3 separate regions of the Homo sapiens genome follow, and regions 1 and 2 are each linked to region 3. Evidence: chromatin contacts called from ENCODE Hi-C or POLR2A ChIA-PET data. All regions are on one chromosome and are shown on one strand. The core of a region is the stretch at or near the end of the contact, and the rest is flanking DNA. Distances in the headings are between cores, read along the strand shown. Region 1 has its middle 22 kb from the start of ESYT3. Region 2 holds the start of NME9 (NME/NM23 family member 9). Region 3 has its middle 50 kb from the start of CLDN18.

What was found. Hi-C counts contacts between places; a loop is a spot of excess contacts on that map. ChIA-PET counts read pairs that join two places held with the same protein, here RNA polymerase II (POLR2A). Pooled maps may share reads with other maps.
Region 1: a map of OCI-LY7 shows a loop between it and region 3 (2.5-fold over the local background). The contact joins two enhancer-like sites. A Hi-C loop is called at or near these places in 19 of 168 maps with a recorded cell type or tissue (CD14-positive monocyte, CD8-positive, alpha-beta T cell, HCT116 and 15 more), 9 of 37 single-sample maps with no recorded cell type and 30 of 50 pooled maps. POLR2A ChIA-PET finds 5 or more read pairs at or near these places in 1 of 52 experiments (OCI-LY7).
Region 2: a map of K562 shows a loop between it and region 3 (3-fold over the local background). The contact joins the promoter of NME9 here to the enhancer-like site in region 3. A Hi-C loop is called at or near these places in 11 of 168 maps with a recorded cell type or tissue (Caco-2, HCT116, HepG2 and 7 more), 20 of 37 single-sample maps with no recorded cell type and 25 of 50 pooled maps.

Annotation. Positions count from the first base shown.
Region 1 is chr3:138,410,234-138,414,624 of GRCh38, forward strand. No RefSeq gene overlaps it. Among named protein-coding and RNA genes, the nearest start is that of ESYT3, 22 kb to the right of the region's middle. RefSeq lists enhancers at 2,391-2,891, 2,892-3,392. Within about 2 kb of position 3,043, at least 2 of the 41 ENCODE cell types and tissues checked have a DNase peak (open chromatin) inside an H3K27ac peak, as active enhancers do.
Region 2 is chr3:138,326,882-138,331,234 of GRCh38, forward strand. NME9 (NME/NM23 family member 9) reads right to left here and starts at 2,970. Exons shown (of 11, transcript NM_001349018.2): 1 at 2,422-2,970. The coding sequence starts at 2,454. LOC124909438 (a long non-coding RNA gene) reads left to right here and starts at 3,052. Exons shown (of 2, transcript XR_007096113.1): 1 at 3,052-3,289.
Region 3 is chr3:138,057,686-138,061,888 of GRCh38, forward strand. No RefSeq gene overlaps it. Among named protein-coding and RNA genes, the nearest start is that of CLDN18, 50 kb to the left of the region's middle. Within about 2 kb of position 1,759, at least 2 of the 41 ENCODE cell types and tissues checked have a DNase peak (open chromatin) inside an H3K27ac peak, as active enhancers do.

The DNA of each region.
Region 1 (4,391 bases), core at 1,793-4,292, 350 kb after region 3:
GTTTTAGCCATCTTCTTTACTGCAACCTGTTTTATCAGCAAAGTCTTTATGACCTGTGTCTTGTGCCCACCTCCTGTCTCATCCTGTGACTTAGAATGCCTTAACTGTCTGGGAAAGTAGGTCTTACCCTCACTTTACCCAGCCCCCTATTCAAGATGGAGTTGCTGTGGTTCACATGCCTCTTGACAGGACCCAGGTACCTCATACAGGGGTTGTTAACCTTGGCTCCATGGGGTTACAGGTGGGGTGGCTGACACCCCTCAAATCATATGCAAAATTCCGTGTATACATATATTCTTCTGGGGAGACAATCATGTTTTAGCAGATTCTCACTGTACCGCTGAGTGTCACCCAGCATGAAAATGAACCAGCCTCTTGAACCTTCTTTTTTGACTTCAGGCCCTTCTGGTAGTTTCACAGCCATAGAGAGTGGAAAGAGGAAATGAAAGGAGCGAAGATCCATCGACTCCACAACTTCTAAGAAGCTTTAAATTGTTCACTTGGTGGACACATCTCTGAGCTTGCTCCCACGACATCCTGAGGGAGGGGAGGCAGCCGGGCTGCCCTTCTCCTCCCAGTTCCCCAGCGTGACTAAGCGTGTAACGCACATGACTCCCTCATCTCCACCCCTGCTGTGGTTAACACCCCCTGCCTCTCGGGCCCTCAACACCCTGGTACAAAACTAGCAAAGAGCAAAGAAAATTCAGGGTGCTGTGGCAGCTCCAGGACTACTTGGCAACCCATCACCAGGATGGGAGCCCAGCTGGGCAACGGGAGCAGAGGAGAGATGGGAGGAATGTCAAAAAAGCACTTGAAGGCAAATGCCATCGACTCAAATTTGAATTTGTAACCACCTAGACCAGTGGTTCGCAACTCAGGCTGTACAATAGAATCACTCAGGGAGCCTGGAAAATAATTCTGCTGCCCAGACCACTCCTTCAAAGAGTCTGGTGCCATTGGTCTAGGTTAGGGCCCGGACATCAAGATGTTAAAGCTTCCCAGGTGATTCTACTGTGCCGCCAGAGCTGAGCCCACTAGCTGGGCTGCATTTTAATCTCATCTCCTGAATACCATGCCTTCCAGTGATCATGGGTTACTAAAAAAACAGCTGCCTGGAGTAGCCACTGTCTGTAAAGCCACTCCTATAAAGGATCAGTTTCCCAGCCCTTGATGTGTAAATGGACACTTGACCATAGGGGATTCTTATATTTTCATTAACGTGGGGGATTCTTATATTTTCATTAAAGTGGGTCCCCTCAGAGTCTAGCTTGATTTGTCGGTTTTCTGGTCACAGTCCACTGTAATATCTCATTTGTCCACATCTCTTCCATTTTTATATCCATAACCCAGGGAAGGGCCTGGTGATACAAAGTTAATACTGAATGTTTATCAAATGAATTAATAATTATTACAGATCTCAACAGGGGCCTCCAGGCCTTAAAATCTAAATCAGATTGGCTCAAACTATCCTTCTCCATTCCCAAGCCTATGGTTTGTGGCAGTCCCAAGGCCCACTGAAGACTTCACACAGTTCTCCCAAGTCAGGTTCTCACAGGGACCTCCACTTCTGTCCATTTCACTCTGACGTTCAGCCCCTGCCTCAGTTTCTACAAAGAAAACTCACTCTCAATAAACATTCCTAGCCAGGTGCAGTCGCTTGCACCTGTAATCCCAACTACTAGGGAGGTTGAGGCAGGAGGACTGCTTGAGCCCAGGAGTTTGAGACCAGCTTGGGCAACCTAGGGATACCGTGTCCCTTGAAAAAATAACCATTCCTGAGTTTTGCTGGGGACTTGGGGGTCACAGGGATGGTCCCTCTGCTGTCAGGGCCTCTCAGTTGGCCTTCACCCCATGCCAGACCCTCCACCAACCTGTCTTCTCCAGCACCAGCCACCCAGTAAGCTCAACACCCATCCCTTTAGATTCTCTAAACCTCATTTGCTTTCTTTAGCCATAATCCCATAATCTCTTCCTAGAATGAAATATGGTTTCAGCTCTTAATAGGATGGCCAAAACCAGTTTGCTGAGGACTGAGGAGTTTCCTGAAACACTGATCATTCATTGCTAAAACCAGGACAGTCCCGGGCAAACCAGGACCATTGGTCACCTTACTGGTAAGAATAAAATTCTCACCTTGTTCTATAATAATGGTACTAAGAACTATAAATTAGCTGGTGGTTCTCGACCTAGCAATCATCATCATCATAATTACCTGGGAGTTAAAACACAGGCTTTTATGATTTAGCAGGTCTGGGGCCTGAGAAATTGCATTTCTTACAAGTTTCCAGTTGATGGGATAGTGCTGGTCTGGGACCACACTTCAAGAACCCTGAATTAGGTAATCCACATTACACATTCAACAGAGGATTTGGCATACAGTAAATAAATGCACAACAATAACTAGTTATCAGCTAACGTTTTGTTGAGCACTTACTGTAAACCAGGCACCCTGCTATTTCTACATATTACCTTATTTAAACCTCATGGCTTCCCTGAGAGGTAGGTGATGTGATGCTTGTTTTACAGAAAGGGAAACTGAGGTCCAGGGACAACCAGAAGTGACTGAGCCTGCACGTGCACCCAGTTCTGACTTGGAAGCCCACGCTCCATTCACCAGCAGCCCCGCCACACTGAGGACTGAGCTAGTCCCAGCTAGCTGCCCCGCCCCTTTTTAATTTTAACTTTGTTTGAGGAAAATCTTTCAATGTGTCTCACACGTCCCTGCCTTCTTCCAAGTGAGCTGAATGCAGATCAACTTCCTCTGCATGACTCAACAGCAGCATTTTGAACATCAGTGACAGTCATTTTCCAGAGTGTCTGCACTGGGCCTCCTCCAGGGGCAGCCTGAGCTGTGGCCTTGGACACCACCTCCAGTTCTCTTCCTCCAGCTGCCTTTCCCAGCTCCATCTGAGAAGTCGAGGCCAGGACAACCCAGCAGTTAGCCCAGTGAGTAAGACCCAGGAGGCCTCATGTGTAGTCTGGGGGCTTCTGGACTGCAGCCCAGGGGAGCACCCACAGCTGGGAGGCCCCTCGGCCCTGACCTTGGCCCTGCTTCCTTAGAGTCAGCCTGGTGGCTGAGGCTGCTGGAAATGGACCCTGTGATGCAAGGCACTACAACTGACTTTCTTGTTAATATGATAGTTCTTCCCCACCACCCCTCCTCCTCCAAACCATCCAAACTTCTAGTTCCTTCTTTGTGGCTGGCATTACTGAGATTTCTGGTATTATTGGTGCACAGAGGATGTGTGGAGTGCGGTAAGAACATAGGCTGCCTAGGTCTGGCCCAGCAATGCTGCCAGCTGATGACCTTCGGTAACGTGTCCAAGCTCTCTATGCTTTGATTGCCTCATTTGTCAAACTGGATTGATGATAACATACTTATTTTAGGGATATTGAGCTATTGTTGAATTAGATACAGTCATGTGCCACATAAGGATGTTTTGGTCAAGGGCAGACCACATATACAAAGGTAGTTCCATAGATTAAAATACCCTATTTTTTCTGTCCTTTTTCTATGTTTAGATACACAAATACTTGCCATTGTCTTACAGTTGCCTACAGTATTCAGTCCAGTAACATACTGTCCAGGTTTGTAGCCTAGAAGGAGTAGGCTATCCCATAGAGCCGTGGTGTGTAGTAGGCTTTACTATCCAGGGTTGTGTAGGTGCACTCTATGATGTTCACACAATGATGAAATCACCTAAGGATGCATTTCTCAGAATGTATATCCATCATCAAACAACACATGACTGCATATACTTTCAAAATAGTGGCTGGCACACCGAAACTCTATTTAAATGTTAGCCAGGATTCCAAAATCGAATCCGTAAATGATTCTGGAGTGTCTACTAGTAACTCCAGCCACCATTTACTCAAACAGCATGTACCAGTCATTGTGCTTTGCACGGGTCACGTCATTTAAGGCTTGGAGGAGCTAGGCACACCCCCCTTAGTTAGTGGGGTGCTCGTCTCCCAGGCCAAGCTGGCCTGTCCAGCGGTACCCCCTCTGCCTCCCTTGTGGGGCAGGCTCTGAGCTGGACATTCAGCAAGGAGGCTTAGCCTCCCCCATCCTCTGACCATAGCCCCTGCCCTGCCACCTCTCCCCTGCCTGACTCATTTCTCCTTTCCTCAGATGCTTCTTACCGAAAAAACAGCCTCCTGTTGCCCTCCTCTCCTGGGTCCCCGGGCTACTCCAAGCTCTGCTCTTGCCCAGCTCCCCTTGTCAATCAAAACAGATTCAGCCTTCACAGGAAGCAATTTGGCATCTGGTATCAAGAGGTTTAAAATCCTCTTTCCTAAAAATGCCACTCCTAGGACCCTCTCCTAAAGAAGTAATAAAAGATGCAAAGAATGATGAACAAAGGTGATCTTCACATTCATAAGATACAAAA
Region 2 (4,353 bases), core at 1,720-4,219, 270 kb after region 3:
CTGTAATCCCAACACTTTTGGAGGCCAGGGCGGGCAGATCACTTGAGGCCAGAAGTTTCAGACCTGCCTGGCCAACATGGTGAAACCCTGCCTCTACTAAAAAAAAAAAAAAAAAAAAAAAAAAGTTAGCCGGGCGTGGTGGCGCATACCTGTTTTACCAGCTACTCGGGAGGCTGAGACATGAGAACTGCTTGAACGTGAGAGGTGGAGGTTGCACTGAGATGAGATCATGCCGCTGCATTCCAGCCTGGGCGACAGGACAGAATGAAACTGTCTCAAAAAAAAAAAAAAAAAAGTCTCTCTTTTAAGGAAGCATAGTCCTTACTTTTTTTGTTTCAATGAAAAGTAGAAGAAAAAGAAACCCAGAAAAGTCTTCTTGATGTCTTAAATGAAATAAGAGAGTTGGACTGACATAACCCTGGGCCCACAACTACAGTCCTGAGGAAGGTGATAGAAGCGTTCGGAAGGGCCCCACACCCCTACCCAGAGGCTCAGACTTAAGTCACCAGCAGCTCTCTGTGGCCCACCCCTGTCATGGAGTGAGTCCCACCAGCTCTGGGGCCAGGACTCTGGGCAGTTGAAGAATCTCAGCCCTGGGAGCCAGGCAAGAGTGGAACAGTGTGGGAACTATCCGGACTTCACTAAGCCTGCATTTGGTAGGGAATGAATAGGGAATGTGTGGCACCTTTTACCCAGACTGTCCCTTGATGTCCTGTGATTTCTGCCTGTCTCAGTTATAAAGGGAACCCTGAATAACCTTGCTGAGAGAGAGGACAAGGTTCCTGGGTTGGCCAACTTTAGGCATTGCTTTCAAGGGGTTTACCTTATAGAGAGGTGACCTTTACACAGATGCCTCAGTAGAAGACGGGAGGGGAGGCTGCTCGCTCTCCTCCTTTCAGCAGGAGGGAGCACTTAGTTTGAGTACTGCATTGTACTCAGAGCTCTGAGTAATACACATGAAAAAATAACAACATTGCTAACAAAAGTTATTACCCCCATAGGAGCTCTAGGGCATCAACACATGAAATGACCATAATATGGGGCAATAACATTAGAGACACCACAGACAACATCAGACCAGCCAGGAAGTGTCTAAAGGAGTCTCATCACAGCTCTGCAGGCGTTACAGGACAGGTATCATCCCTCCTGTCTACGTAAAGGATACGGAGGCCAGAGAGTTGAGGAAATGAGTCACACAGCAATGAATGGTAGGACCAGTTGATCAGAATTTACTTCAACCAGAACATTCACGTATGAAGTGGCTTCTGACTCTAGAATCCTAGAATATCAAGGCTGGAAGAAGGCCCTTAGGGATAATTCACACAACATCCTCATTCCATAGATGGGCAAGCTATAGCCTGGAGAGGTTATGTGATGTAGTCAAAGACACAGTTGGCTATAGAGGACACAAGAACTACATCAGGTCTTCTGACTTCCAGTCTAAAAATCCCACCCCACCCCACCCCACACCCCTCCCACCCCCAGCATGGGGTACCCTTAGAATGATGCTGCTTTCCCCTTTCCTCTTTTTTAAACCACTAGGCTTTTGAAATCCACATGCAAACTGCTGGTCCTGCTGAGGACAATAAGAGAGAAACCAGATGTCTCAAAACCACTAATGCTCTATTATCTAGGAGGCGCTGTAGCCTTGGTATGCATCTTACTGGGGCCAGCTGATGATGAGGCATTTTAAGTTCGTTTTAAAATGTTCCCATGTTGCAGATCATCCAGCTGATCTCCTTATGACCAAGCACTCTCTCCTAATTCCAGGGTCTATGCCTGCATGTTTTTACCATCACTTCAGAATCAACCACTATCTATTGTCCAGGACCAAGAAGAAGAGCAGCTGCTGGCTTCTGAATTCACTTGTCCCACATGCAAATGAAGTAAGACACTCTATATAACATATGTCCAGCACATAATATATCTCAAAACATATTTGTTAATAAGTGAAATTTGATGAGAACAGTGGTGGGAAAACTGGGTCTCCACAGAGCACACAGTTACAGACTCATGCCCAAAGTCAAAAGAACCTATACTGTATTCTCTGTGCAAGCTGCAGTTGTATTTCAACAAGAACAAAATAACGGTCACATCGAGTTATGTTGATTCGTATTTTCTTAGTTTATAGTTTTATTTAATGCATGTTTAGGTTTTATGGTTGTATAAGCACTATAAATGTAAACAGCTTCTACTCAGTTTTGTTTGCATTAATTTTGTTTGCGTAAAATTTGTCATCACTGGGGTTCCAAGATAAGTTTTGTCCCTTTAAGACGGAAGGGTACATCACTCAAGTTTGAGAACACTGTCACGTACTGCTGGCAAACAGAATGTCACTTTTATACTGCAACCCCGCTCTAATCACCCTCCTCTTCCCCGAGCCCAACCCAGAGCTGGAAGCTAGCGCCCCTTGAGGCTTACCTGCAGGGCAATTTCCTTCTTCCTGCTGCCCATGGCTCTGCAAAGAAGACGAAGCCCTGTTACCGCGGCCGTGGGCCGTTCCCCCGCAGCCTCGCGACAAACCGCTGCGTGGATCAGCAAGCCCAGAGCCTCCTTCAGACAAGCCCCCCTCCTACGGCCCCCGGCCCCTTTTTAAGGTGCTTCTAACTGGCGGCAAATCAGCACACTGATACAAAGTGAACACCCCGCGAGGAAGCGGAGCCTGCAGTCCACGGGCTCGTGGCTCGCCGGGCGGTTTTCTGGGGATCTGCGAAGCCCCCTCCCCACCCCGGAGCCGGCCAGGGGGCGCGCGCAGAGGCCGGAGTCAGTGCGCCGGGCGCGGTGCAGCCTGTCGGGCACAGGGTCGCCAGTCGAGGAATTCTGACAAAAAAACGACATGGGACCCTGTTATCCCTGCTGTTCTTATGGATTACTGGGAAAGTGAGCCACTGCGAACGACAGGTACAAGATCTTCGACGCGCCCGGAGTCACCAACCGAGTCTGCCGCGACCTAGCCGCGGTCGTCATGGCAACCTGGCCCCCCCGCCAGGCCTGCCAGGAAAGCCGGCGGACACGTAAGCCACGCCCACTCTGGGCCCAACGCAGTCTCTCCGCGGAGGCTCTGAACCCAGCCAGGGAGAGGCAGGAGGGAGTCCCGCCCCTTGCCCTCCATATCGGACCATAGGAACCCACTCATTGGCTGCAGTGTTTGTCAGCGTCTGGAGGCTTCGAACCCACCAAGCAAAGACCCAGTGCATCTGTGCGTTGCACAGTCGCATCTGTGAATCCCTGCATCCCTCCTGCCCTGCCTGCCAAGACTGATGTGCAGCTTTTCTACCATCACATACCGGTATAATGTGTGCAAGGTGGGGGGTGTCTCCAGGTTTTGAGGGATCTGCAAGCGTTCTCTTTAAGGCAAAGAATATGAAATTACAAATTCAAAATTAGATATGAAAGTCAAGTGAGACACATACAAAACAGTTACAGACATTGTAGATATTAATCCAACTGTATCAATAACCACTTTAAATGTGAATAATCTGATTACACCAATTAAAAAAGAGATTGTCAGAATGGATTTCAAAAACAAACAAAGCCCAATCGTGTGTTATCCACAAGAAAATACATTAAAAGCAAAAGGATAGAGAAAGCTATACCAGGCTGACACTAATTAAAAAAATAGCTGAAGTAGGTATGTTAATTTCAAGAAAAGCAGACTTCAGAACAAGGAAATTTATCAGGTATAAACAGGGACATTACATAAAGTTAAAGGGATCAGTTATTTGGGAAGACATAACAATACTTAATATGTATGTACTTAAAAACAGAGCACCGAAATATGTGAGGCAAAAGAAGATAAAACTGCAAGGAAAAATAGGTAAACTCAGTATTATAATAGAATGCTTTCATACCATTTTTAAAAAGTAATTAATACATCCAGCAGAAGCAAATGAGCAAGGATATAGTTGAACTGAAAAATATCAAATTGATCTAATTGACATTTATGCAATATTTAGTTCAACAACAGCGGAATATAGATTCTTTCTCAAGCTCACATGGGACATTCACTGAGATAGACCACAATCTAGGCCATAAAACATAGCTTAACAAATTTAAAAGGATAGAACAAAGTATGTTCTCTGACTGCAATAGAATTAAACTAGGAATCAATCACAGCTGATGAAAGAGATCTCACAGATTTAAATAAATGAAGAAATATTCCGTGTTCATGGATAGGAAGAATTAATATTGTTAAGATATCAATTCTTCCTAAGTGAAGCATACACCAAATGATTTCCATCCAGGGAGTGCTGATACCCTGTTTGGCCATGAGGTACCCAGCAACCCTCTGTGAAGTACAGGGCGATGGGTATACTGGAGACCGAACATCTTCCTACCTGTCATCCTGCCTTC
Region 3 (4,203 bases), core at 509-3,008:
CCCCAAGACAGTACAATCTCAGCGTTAATAAGGATAATAGTACAAAGGATTTAAACAAATCAAATATATTTAAATCTATAAGGTTGTATGACACCTATTGAAGATACTAGGAAGCTCATTCATTATTCTGAAAAAAGAAAGACTTGAGCCTTTAGCTGCTTTACCTGTATGAATTGCACCTCAGAGCAACCAGACAGTTTGATGTGGAGAATTCCTCTTTACAGAAGTTTTCCAGCTAGTAAATGTCAAAGGAATAACAAACAGACTATTAAACTTTTAGAGATTTCTAATTAATAGATTGGGCTGGGCGCAGTGGCTCACACCTGTATTCCCAGCACTTTGGGATGCCGAGGAGGGCGAATCACAAGGTCAGGAGTTCAAGACCAGCCTGGCCAATATGGTGAAACCCCGTCTCTACTAAAAATACAAAAAATTAGCTGGGCATAGTGGTGGGCGCCTATAATCCCAGCTACTGGGGAGGCTGAGGCAGAAGAATCACTTGAACCCGGGAGGCGGAGGTTGCAGTGAGCCGAGATCGCACCACTGCACTCCAGCCCAGGTGACAGTGCAAGACTCTGTCTCAAAAAAAAAAAAAAAAAAAAGATGGATTTAGGCAATGGTCATCAATGTCTATCACCAATGCCATCACCAACATCACAAGAAAGGAGAAAAAGATATTCTGTGTCTCCTGATGGAGATGCACAAAACCACCAATGAAGAGTCCTGCCAAAACACAAAAAAGTAGTCAAAGCTGAACCTGATCAAGTATTTAGCTCTAACTACAAATTTACAGATAGTTCAGGAGAAAGAGGAATACATTAAATACCACCACAGTAATCAATCAGCAAAACCCAGACTGTGGGGAATTCCACAAGATGAACAATCTGATTTATTCAGCAACAGTAAAAATAATAAAAATCATGGGGAAGGAAAAGGGAAAGGAAGAGAGGAAAGGAGGGAAGAAGGGAAGACAGGAAAGAGGGAAAAATGAAAGAGGAATCTATAGGTTAAAAAAGACAAATATGTGTAGTAAAATAGAGGAATTGTAGACAGAGAATTGATATTTGATGACATTTAGAAAAAAAGTACTGATTTTTGTTGTAGTGTGATGGTGGTACAATGGTTATTTTTGAAAAGGAAGTATCTTTTAGAGACACATACAGAAATGTTTGTAGACATAATGATATTATTTGGGATAATATGTAATATTACATGTATATTACTTGGAATAATATGCAGTATCATATTAAAACATACAATATTATTTGGCGAAAGATATACAGGAAACAAGATTCTCTATGGGTTGGTAATTGTTAAAACTGAGTAATAGGAACACCAAGGTCATTACACAATTCTATTTTTATATATGCTTGAAATTTTTCATAATAAAGAGATAAAGAAAACAGCAACAAGAAAAGTGAACTACGGGCAACTCATAAAAGAAGAAATAGCAACAACCAACATGAAAAAGAAATAAAAAATAATTTTACTTTAGAAGAAATCTTAAAAATGCAAGTTTCTTAAAAGGTGAGGTTTCATTTTTCACGTATCACGTGGCCAAAACATTGAAAGATTAATGATATCCCTGGTAGCAAGGGAATGCAAAAACTAGCTTTCTTGTGTGCTCCAAACACTAGTAGACTAAATTGGCTCCAGTTTTCTGGAAAGCATTTGGCAATATGTAACAAAAGTACATGGGGAAAGGAGCTAGAGTGCCAGGGCCAGGCTGCCAAAGTCAGATTGCAGTCACACCACTCACTGGTGGCAGGACCCAAAACAAGTTTCTTAGCTGCTGTGTACCTCAATTCCTAGCCCATGAAATGCATGTACTATAATAGTGGCATCCATCTCAAGGGCTGCTGTGAGGCTAAATCATAATATTGGTACCAAACTTGGACCAGTGCCTGGCATATGGTGCTGGCTTTCATTATTATGTTGGCCCAGCAACCTCACTTCTAAGAATTTATTTTAAGGAAATCTTAATCAAGTGCACAAAGACACATATACACATTTTTTTAATCACTTCATGATTTATAAAATGCAAAAAGTAGAAATGTCTGGTTAAAAAAACTTTTGTAATCTTTGCCTGGAATACGAGGTGGCCATTATATATAACTGTCTTATATTTATACGTACTGACATGTACATGTGTACTGATATAAAGACATTTGTAATCTGTTTTCCAGGAGAAAATCAAGCTAGAGAAGAATATAGTTGAACCCTAGGAAGGAGTTTTTTTTTTCACCAGTGCATGTACATCTAGATGTTAACAATAATTGACTGAATTTGTGGGTTATATTCTTTTTGATTATCTGTATTTTCTAATTTTTCTGTATCAACCTTATCATTTGTCTAATTTTTAAATGATCTGTTACATACGTTCCACAGTTCTGGCAAATCTTGTGCTGGTTAATTTTAGTTCAATTTAATGAGAGCAAGAGATACCTGGACAGCTGTGAAGCATTACTTCTGAGTAGGTCTGAGAAGGTGCTTCCAGAAGAGATTAGCATTTGAATCAGTAAACTGAGTGAGGAAAATCTGCCCTCTCCCATTGTGGGGGACACCATCCAATCTGCTGCCAGCCTATATAGAAAGGCTTTCTCTCTGGAGTTGGGACACCCAGCTTCTGTCCTTGGATGTCAGAACTCCAGGTTCTCAGGCCCCAGGACCTGCACCAACAGTCCCAGGTTCTCCGGCTTTCGGATTTAGACTGAGCCACTCTACCAGCTTCCTTCATTCTCCAGTTTGCAGACAGCCTATGCCGTGATCACATCAGCTAATTCCCTTAATAAATCCCCTGTCATTTATTAGGGAAACTGGCTAATAAATACCCATAAGTATCTATCTATCCATATATCCTACTAGTTCTGTTTCTATTGAGACCTAATACAACTTACTAAAGAATTTTAAAATATATTTGAAAATGGGAAGGGGTGAACACAGCATAGAAACACCAAAGTAATACGTTAGTCAAACCCTCCAAAGTAGATAGAAAAACCCATTTGGAAACATATAACGTAATGATGAACATTCAAGAACAGAGACATTCTCATTGATAATCATCACCAGTGTGTGCACACAAGTCCAAACACATTTACTGTTTACATTTGCATTCCCCCAAAAGTGGAGCTAGAAACAAGGACTTGGGTGCAGATTAATTTACCTCAGAGGTGCTCATAAGAGAAAGAAGTAAGGGAGTGAGAAAAATGAAACAGAAAAGAGGAAGGCCGATGAACTATGCATTAATAATAGTAACTGCATACTAGTGAGAACTAGCACTCAATCCCACAAGGGACTCTGAGAAACTGTGCAGAATAAAACTCAGAGGTGCCCCACAGAAGCACAGGAAGCCTGGAGCAATTACTCATCAACTCCCATCCCATCAAGATTGTGGGCTGATCTGGTAGCATCAGCTCTCCAGCTCTCCTGAGCTTCCTCATTGAGCAGCTTCCTTTGTACGACAACACCCCCAGCCTGCCCCCTCCCCCAGCTACCCTACTCCACCACCAGACCCCTTTTGCTCCCTGCAGTGTGTTTCCTCCATCACCTTCCTACGAGAACTTCAAGGCCTCTCCAGGTGTCAGGACCACCCAAAGGTCAAAGGAAGTCTGGGTGAGTTGGAGGTGGTAATAGATGAAACAAGATTGACCTTGAGTTGAGCTGATAATATTTGAAGCCCAGTGATGAGCACATGGGTTCATCACACTATTCCCTTTACTCATATATGTGTTTGAAACTTTCCATAACAAAAAGTTAAAAATAGATCTTTGCTGTGTCAGGGATGGAGGTTCTTTGCTAGGTCTCCCTTTCAGGAAAAAAAAAAAAAAATGCCACTCAACCAGGAGAAATGAAATTGACTGACAGGTTCACTCCAAGGTTCACTCCAGCTTTCAAGTCAAGGTCTCATTCAGTCTGGGCCACCCCAGCCAATGGCCAAGTGCAGTGCAGGCATGAGAGCCTGGCCATTTCTGCACAATGGGGACTCCCAAGTGGGCAGTTCTTGCTCAGGAGCTCCCCACTGGGTCAGTGGAGACCTTGTCAACACATCAATGCCCTGAGTTCTCCTGGCTCCTCCAGCTTCCTTCTCTCTTTCTGTTCACAGTGGTCAGGTGTGCATTGCAGTCTGCGGCCTTTCCCCACTGGATCCTACCTCCACCTCCTTTTCTTTCCCAAGTGCAGCTCCTCAATAACTCCATCTTGGCA